2 separate regions of the Homo sapiens genome follow, and region 1 is linked to region 2. A link is an interaction called in ENCODE POLR2A ChIA-PET data of the cell type or tissue named here. Cell type or tissue: Panc1. All regions are shown on one strand. Each heading gives the region's core, and the rest is flanking DNA. Links, peaks and the distances in the headings are about the cores only. Region 1 has its middle 29 kb from the start of WFIKKN2. Region 2 holds the start of LOC124904029 (a long non-coding RNA gene).

Region 1 (4,387 bases), core at 142-4,141, 150 kb after region 2:
GTGTTGGGCAAGGGAGCAAGAAAGGGAAGAAGACAGAGTTGGTGACTTATGCGGCTCAGAAAGAACCCAGGAATCTTTGTTGAGGTTGTCGCTGGGATAGTGGTGCAGATGTGGCTGGGGAAGGCCCGGCCAGCCCCTGTGGGACCGTCTCACTTGGTGCACAGGACACCTAGTGATGGTCATCAGTGCGCCAGCGTGGAGAAGTCTTCCCATGGGCGCATGGCATGGACCAGCCAGGACCTCTCAGAAGCCAAAAAAGGCCCAGCCCACTCCCCTTTTCTGAGGGTCCCAGTATATTTTTTAAAGTCAAGACATTTCAAAACAGAGTTTCTAAAATTATGGCATATTTTAAATGTCTTAGTTATTAGTGCTTTTGATGCATATACACACAAACAATGAAATATTTTCTCTGCCTAAAAGAAGTATGATAATATAGTTTTGAGTGATGCAAAATGCCAGAAGGTTTGCAGCAAAATTACATTTATTTTACATTTTCTTTCTTTCTTTTTTTTTTTTTTTTTTTTTTTTTGAGACAAGGTCTTGCTCTGTCACCCAGGCTAGAGTGCAGTGGTGTGATCATAGCTCACTGCAGGCTCCGCCTCCTAGGCTCAGGTGATTTTCCTGCCTCAGCCTCCCAAATAGCTGGGATTATGGTGCTTGCCATCAAGCCTGGCTAATTTTTGTATTTTTAGTAGAGACGGGGTTTCACCATGTCGGGCAGGCTGGTCTCAAACCTCTGACCTCAAGTAATCTGCCCACCTCGGTCTCCCAAAGTGCTGGGATTACAGGCATGAGCCACTGTGCCTGCCCTAATTTTACATTTTTAATAAGACAGAATTTTATACTAATGATGGTTTCATGATAACTATATTAGTTTCCGGTGGCTGCTGTAACAAATTGCCAGAAACTCAGTGGCTTCAAACAACAGAAATTTACTTTCTCACAGTTCTGGAGGCCAGAGTCCGAAATCCATTTTCACTGGGCCAAGGCTCACAGAGAGAATCCGCCCCTGGCTCTTCCAGCTTCTATTGGCTCCCAGCACCCTGACCACCTCACTCCAGTTTCTCCCTCTGTGATTCGTTGCCTCCTCCTCCTCCTCCTCCTCTTCTTCTTCTTCTTCTTTTCTTTTCTCTTTTTCTTTCTTTTTTTTTTTTGAGTCAGTGAGTCAAGGTCTGATTCTATCACCCAGGCTGAAGTGCAGTGGTGCAACCTCTGGCTCCCAGGCTCAAGCCATCCTCCCATCTCAGGCTCCCAAGTAGCTGGGACTACAGGTTTGCACTACCATACCTGGCTAATTTTTGTAGAGACGGACGGGGTTTTGCCATGTTGCACAGGCTGGTCTTGAACTCTTGACCCAAGCTATGGAACCCACCCATTGTGCGGGTAACCGTCTCACACACATCTTCTCCCGAGTCTCCAAGCTGCAAGCTCCCATGTGTTTGTCTGAAGGAAGCTCATCTTTTTTCTTATTATTGTGATGAAACACACATAATATAAATTTTACCATTTTAACCATTGTAGGTATGCAATTCAGTGGCATCGAGGACATTCACATTGTTGTGCAACCATCACCACTACCTAGTTCCAGAACTTTTTCATCATCCCCAAAGGAAATCCATTAGCCATCACTCCCATTCCCCCTCCCCACAGCCCCTGGCAACCGCAAATCTGCTTCCTGTCTCTGTGGATTTGCCTATCTAAACATTTCACATAAATGGAGTCATACAATATTGGCCTTTTTGTGTCTGGCTTCTTTCATTTAGCATGAGGTTTGCAGGGTTCATCTATACTGTGGTGGGTGTCAGTACTTCACTGCTTTACATGGGTGAATAATATTCTGTTGTTTGTTGGTTCTTTTTTTTTTTTTTTTGAGATGGAGTCTCACCCTGTCACTCAGGCTGGAGTGCAGTGGTTCGATCTCGGCTCACTGCAGCCTCCGCCTCCCGAGTTCAAGTGATTCTCCTGCCTCAGCCTCCCGAGTAGCTAGGATTACAATTGTGCACCACCACGCCTGGCTAATTTTTGTATTTTCAGTAGAGACAGGGTTTCACCATGTTGGCCAGGCTGGTCTCAAACTCCTGACCTCAAGTGATCCACCCACCTCGGCCTCCCAAAGTGCTGGGATTACAGGCATGAGCCACTGCGCCCAGCCTGTTGTTTGTAGGTTCTACATTGTGTTGATTCATTCATCAATTTTTGGATATTTGGATGGTTTTCTACTTTCGGCTGTTTCTGGCCAGAGCCCCACAGCGCCCCCTCTAGACCCTCCATACTCATCTCTGAGTGAGGCAGTCATGCAGCCAGCGGGCCTCCAAGCTTCTGTGCCAAGTCAAACAAGAGTTTGACCCTAATCCAACACAGAGAAAATTTGGCAACGCTAAGCCAAGTTCCTTGGTGAGGCGCACATTTGCCTCTTGATCTGCCGCATGCCCTCTTCAGGGAACACCCTTTCTTCCTGGGGGCAGCTTCTCCCCCTATTCCAACCACGTGGCCCTAGTGGGGCTGCCATGCCATCCCGGAACCCTACCTGATGCAGGGTCTCTGCAGCTCAGCCTTTCCCACATGCGGAGCGGCCAAGTGTGCAGCTGAAGTTTTTGGTTGATTCTAGCAAATTCCCCCTTTCTGCCCAAGCTGGCTCATGTTGGATTTTGTCACTTTCAAGCCAGAGTCCTCACGGGGGCAGCTCCATCTCCCACCACAAATCCCAGGTGCTCCCTGAAGTGGAGAAAATGGGGCATCCTGCCTGGGCCCAGACTAGCACCCCCCCACAATATAATAACTCTGTGGGGTCCCCAGGTGTTTCATTTAACTTTGAGCTTCCTGGATGAACAGCATGGAGCTCCAATATTCATAAAAACTGGACCTCTGGGGCACGCCCAGGCTTGTCGAGACCCTGGAGGTCAGAAAGTGCAAGAAAGTTCTCCAGGTGTTCCTTGGACAGTTTGCACCTGGTAACTGACCCTTGGCTTGTGGGATTCCCCCCACCCCATGTCATTCCCCCCACCCCATGTGGCTAATGAATGGATCCTGCAGGGAGTCACCATTCGCCTGGATAACGTCCTTGGGTGCCGTCCAGTGGGGCCTGGAAAAAGTTGCTGGCTTAGGCAGCATCGCCTCCAAGCCAGCTGTTCCTAAGGACTGTGTTCCCACATGCAGAACACCTGGGCCCTCCTCTGTCCAGCCAGGACTTCTGCGTGTGCTGAACTGGCTATTGACACTTCCTAGGTAGATTCCCCAGTGTCTGTCTGACCAGCAACCCTCCTCACCTCCTCCTCAGAACTTATTGTGGAATCAGAAAGTATAAGATTTCCCCTTGGGGACGAGTAGTACAGAATGAGTCCAGGTGTGGTGGCTCACACCTGTAATCCCAGCACTTTGGGAGGCTGAGGCAGGGGATCACTGGAGGTCAGGAGTTCAAGACCAGCCTGGCCAACATGGTGAAACCCTGTCTCTACTAAAAATACAAAAGTTAGCTGGTCATGGTGGTGTGCGCCTGTAGTCCCAGCTACTCAGGAGGCTGAGGCAGAATTGCTTGAATCTGGGGGGTGGAGATTGCAGTGAGCCGAAATCACACCACTGCACTCTAGCCTGGATGACAGGGCAAAACTCTGTCCAGACTCTGTCTAAAAAATAAAAAAAAAAACTGTAGGGCACGGTGGCTCACGCCTGTAATCCCACCACTTTGGAAGGCCAAGGCGGGCAGATCACCTGAGGTCGAGAGTTCAAGACCAGCCTGGCCAACATGGAGAAACCCCATCTCTACTAAAAATACAAAAGTAGCCAGGTGTGGTGGTGCATGCCCGTAATCCCAGCTACTTGGGAGGCCGAGGCAGGAGAATCGCTTGAATCCGGGAGGTGGAGGTGGAGGTTGCGGTGAGCTGAGATTGCGCCATCACACTCCAGCATAGGCAACAAGAGTGAAACTCTGTCTCAAAAAAAAAGTACAGAATGACAATTATGAAAATCAATTTTGTTTAATCTTTTCTAAAATGGAACAATGAACCAAGCAATTTCCTGGGCCCAAAAAAAGAAGCAGTATTGCGGTTATTAAAATAGTGTTTACTTTGTGCTGATGGGAAAAGATGTGAAATATTAATGACTCCACGGAGCCCCGATTATGTGACTCATTAGGCAAAGGCCCTATGTGCAATTAAAGTAGACTCTTCAGTGTCTATCTTAAGTGACTTTGTGTTTTGTCCAGCCACTCCATACACAAGGATGAGTGGCCAGGTGCAGAGGCTCATGCTTGTAATCCCAGCACTTTGGAAGGCCGAAGCAGGAGGATCGTGAAGCCTAGGAGTTCGAGACCAGCCTGGGCAACATAGTGGGACCCTCATCTCCATAAAAAAAAAACCAAAAAAGCAAAAACAACAAAAAAAAAAGAGAG
Region 2 (4,329 bases), core at 330-4,329:
AGACGGGGGAAGAGCATGATCCCAGCCAACTGACACATGGCACAGCAAGGGGGCAGGAGGGTCAAGGCTGCCCTGGCTGGGATGGGGAGCTGGGAGTGCACAGAGTAAAGGGCCCTTGCCGCCTCGGCCTCACTGTCCGGACACCCACATGAGCCAGAGCCAGCATGGACTACACAGCTTCCATGGGCACAGGGGAGTCGGCATAGGCCTGGAGGAAGGGGCGCCTAATAGTAGTGTTCACCATTCTCAAGCCTGGGGAGTTTGATGCCCAGGTTCAGGGCTGTTCCAGAATGCTTAGGTGGGTATGAATGCCCAAAACTGCAGCCGACAGGTCCCAGATGCAGCTTCTGTCTCTCGCCTCTGCTGGGGTCATGGGAGACAGCTCCCCCAGTCTTCTCCACCCTTGCCCAGCCTCCTGTGCAGAGCCACAGGCAGATCCTACCAGCTGGGAATGTCCAGTATGAAGCAGGTTGAGGAAGGGAAGGGCCTGGGGAAGAAATTCACTGGGGAAGAGGGAGGATGTCAGAAGATTTGTGGCATCAGGAAATGACAGGAAAGCCGGAGGGGAGTTGGAGTGGCTGGAGAGGTGAGAGTCCCTGGGCAGAGCCTCTGGTGAGCAGCCTTCGGGTCTGGGTCCGGGGCCCCTTTCCTTCAGGGCCCGGCCGGGCAACTTGCGGGGATGGGATAATGCCTTAGGGAGTCCAGGAGCCCCAGCCCAGACTGCCCCTCTTGGGGTGTGAAGCCCCTGCAAGGGCTGAGTGGCAGAAAGCAAGGGTGGCCGCAGCCACTGAGCATCCCTGGGAAGGGATGGGGCTGTATAGAAGGGGCACCTGGGGACAGGTGGGCAGTCACAGTGTCTCAGCCCGCTGGGACTCACAGCAGAGCTCATCTGTAGAAGAGAAGGTAGAGGTCAGATGTTACATGGGAGGAAATTTCCAATAAAGACAAAAGTGCTTCCGCGGAGAGGGGACCTGGAGATTGGGACTCTGCTCATACTCGCTTCGCTGCACGCGGTCACTGTGGTGTCCTTGCATCCCTCTTGCCCCTCCCTCAGCGCTCTGCCCTTCCCCAGTTCCTGCTGCTTCCTCTGCAGGAACAGCTGCATGTCTGGGCTTGTCAGGGAGTCAGCTGCGTCTCCAGACACAGACGCAGGAGGCCCAGCACCACCCCCAGCCTGATGCCGTCACTGAGGTTTGGAAGGTGGTGGTCTCCTCCCTGTTAAACTGAGACCCAGAGAGGGGGAGTGTGTTTTAATTCCCCAGACCCAACAAGTGAGTAGTGCCAGAAAGGGCCCTCGGGGTCCCATCTCTCCAGGCGGCCTCAGGTCAGTTCCCTCCCGCTGTGGTAGCCTCATCAGCTAATTCTGCCTCTGTTGGATCAGCCAGCAAGGCAATGCTCAAGGGGGCTGGGTGGCGACTCCAATTTGGGTGCACCAGCCAGTCCCAGGGGTGAAGGCAGTGACTTATTTGGGAATTATTTTTGTAGAGGAGACACTTGACTCCACGGCTGTTGAGGCTGAAGCTACCCAAGTGACCCCTGAGCTGAGTGGCAGGGAGGGCTGGCGGCTCCTGGACTCAGCTTCACACCACCTCCCAAGGTGTTCTCAGCCATGCCCCTACCTCTGCACAGGGCCACTCCTAAACAAATCCTCCTGCCTCCCTGGAGCTTGAAGGAGGTGCTTTGCCTCCCATCCTCTCCGCAGTCTCCTCTCCCCTCGGGGATTGGTCACGTGGAACCCTGTTGGAGCCTGAGGGGTGAGATGGTGAGTGCCCAGAGGGCAACGGTGGCTGGCTCCTTCCAGAGCCCACTTTTTCTTTCTTTCTTTCTTTCTTTCTTTTTTTTTTTTTGTTTCTTGGGACAGGGTCTCCCCTCTGTCGCCCAGGCTGGAGTGCAGTGACACAATCATAGTTCACTGCAGCCTCAACCTCCCAGGCTGGAGCTATCCACCTACATCAGCCCTCCGGGCAGCTGGGACTACAGGCACACACCACCACACCCAGCTAATTTTTTTTTTATTTTTTGCAGAATCAGTGTTTCGCCATGTTGCCCAGGCTGGTCTCGAACTCCTGAGCTCAAGTGATCCTCCTATCTCAGATTCCCAAAGTGCTGGGATTACAGGTGTGAGCCACCATGCCTGGGTTTTCCTTGTTGATAAATGAGCATGGGATTGTTCTAGAGAAACTGTGCCATGAGCTGGGTGGGACAGGAGCATCAAGATCATTTCAGAAAGTTCTCTCGTGAAAGCCAAAATATGTGCCTACTCCACCTCTGCCCGCTAGCTACCATGTCCCAGGCCAAAAAGTCCTTAGGAGAGGAGAATCCCATGCAACTGTGGAGTGTGTGCTGGGCCCAGTCCTGGGTTCCTCATCCATTGCCTGCCTTAATCCCCAAGGCGGCTGTGGGGCACAGATTTCCCCATTTGACAGGACACCTCAACCAGCGGTTCTCAACCTCACTAGTACTGACATGTGAGGCTGGGTGCTTCTTTGCTGTGTGGCCTGCCCTGTGCATTATAGGATACATAGCAGCATCCTTGGCCTCTGCCCACTAAATGCCGGTAGCATACCCAATTTCTCCAGACATGTTCCTAGGGGGCAAAATCGTCCCTACTTGAGAACCATTGTCGTAGACAGTAAGTGCCAAGGACTCCAGGATGGGCCCTTGTTTGAACCTGGATCATCCAATTCTAAAGCCTGTCCACTTGCTTTTCTTTTCTTTTTTTTTTTTTTTGTGAGACAGAGTCTCACTGTGTTGCCCAGGCTGGAGTGCAGTGGCATGATCTCAGCTCACTGCAACCTCTGCCTCCCAGGTTCAAGTGATTCTCCTGCCTTAGCCTCCCAAGCAGCTGGGGTTACAGGCTCGTGCCACCATGCCTGGCTAATTTTTGTATTTTTAGTAGAGGTGGGGTTTCACCATGTTGGCCAGGCTGGTCTCGAACTCCTGACCTCAGGTGATCCACCTGCCTCGGCCTCCCAAAGTGCTGGGATTATAGGCATGAGCCACCACGCCCAGCCCACTTGCTTTTCTTCCTATTGCCTTTTTGGGAGTAAAATCCTTTTTGAAATCTGATGACAGCTATATGATCCTTATCCTGGAACAAGGCTCCTACCTTCAATTTCAAGGAGTTTGTGGGTACCAGGTGCTCATTCATGGAGAGAATATTAAGGACACCTGCCCACAGGGAAGCAGAACCAGATGGGAAGAGGCTGAATCAGCCTGCCCTCCTTCCTCTGACCCCTGTGTGATCACCCTGTGACTGGGGTGCGGTGTGTGTGGGGAGAGGGAGGTGAAGGCGGGATTGCCAAAGGCAGAGACATCTGCCCTTTTTGGACAGCTGCCATGTGAGCACGCCCCTGTGTGCCCTGAGGTGGGCAGCTGTGCCAGCCCACGTGCCGAGCCTCACTCATCACCTTGCAGATGGGTGGCCCTGACTCAGCTGGCTGGATACCAGCTGTGGTTGTCCCATCCCAGAACATACTTCCTGTGACTGAGTGACCACCACACTTACCCAAGCATACCTGCCCCTGAAAGCAGAGGAAGGGGCCCAGAGGACTCAAGAGCTGGCCTTTTGTTCTGAGTTCTAGAATGCCGTGATGGTGGAGGAGGGGAGTGGAAGAGCTTCAAGATTTCAGGAACTTCCAAGTCCCTGGCTTTGTAGCATGTTGTAAAGACACGTGGGCCTCAGTTTCCCTGCTTATAAAATGAGAGCATTGGACTGGATGATTTCTAATAATCCATACCCATTGAGCATTTCTTTTTTTTTGAGACGGAGTCTCGCTCTGTCACCCAGCCTGGAGTGCAGTGGTACGATCTCAGCTCACTGCAAGCTCCGCCTCCTGGGTTCACGCCATTCTCCTGCCTCAGCCTCCCGAGTAGCTGGGACTACAGGCTCCCGCCACCACGCCCGGCTAATTTTTTTGTATTTTTAGTAGAGATGGAGTTTCGCCATGTTAGCCAGGATGGTCTCGATCTCCTGACCTCGTGATCCGCCTGCCTCGGCCTTCCAAAGTGCTGGGATTACAGGCGTGAGCCACCGCGCCCGGCCCGAGCATTTCTTACGTGATAGGGTCTTCATGTCCATTCTATCATTTAATTCTTTTTTATTTTATTTATTTATTTATTTATTTTTGAGATGGAGTCTGGCTCTGTCGCCCAAGCTGGAGTGCAGTGGCACATCTCAGCTCGCTGCAACCTCCGCCTCCTGGGTTCAAGCGGTTCTCCTGCCTCAGTCTCCGGAGTAGCTGGGACTACAGGCATGGCTAATTTTTGTATTTCTAGTAGAGACGGGGTTTCACTATGTTGGCCAGGCTGGTCTGGAACTCCTGACCT

The links. Peaks named below come from ENCODE experiments on the same cell type or tissue, not always from the same donor. Only the 100,000 strongest peaks of a DNase experiment are listed, where the experiment ranks them.
Region 1: POLR2A ChIA-PET joins it to region 2 with 11 read pairs; 5 of 35 experiments call an interaction of 5 or more read pairs at or near these places.

What each region holds. Positions count from the first base shown.
Region 1 is chr17:50,804,441-50,808,827 of GRCh38, reverse strand. No RefSeq gene overlaps it. Among named protein-coding and RNA genes, the nearest start is that of WFIKKN2, 29 kb to the left of the region's middle. RefSeq lists a silencer at 2,440-2,661. In Panc1, for the core only: no CTCF peak of the experiment used is centred there; no DNase peak of the experiment used is centred there.
Region 2 is chr17:50,951,210-50,955,538 of GRCh38, reverse strand. It overlaps LOC124904029 (a long non-coding RNA gene), which reads left to right and starts at 4,008. Exons shown (of 2, transcript XR_007065849.1): 1 at 4,008-4,329. RefSeq lists enhancers at 285-965, 966-1,646, 458-1,657, 3,358-3,859. In Panc1, for the core only: no CTCF peak of the experiment used is centred there; no DNase peak of the experiment used is centred there; H3K27ac peaks cover 550 bases.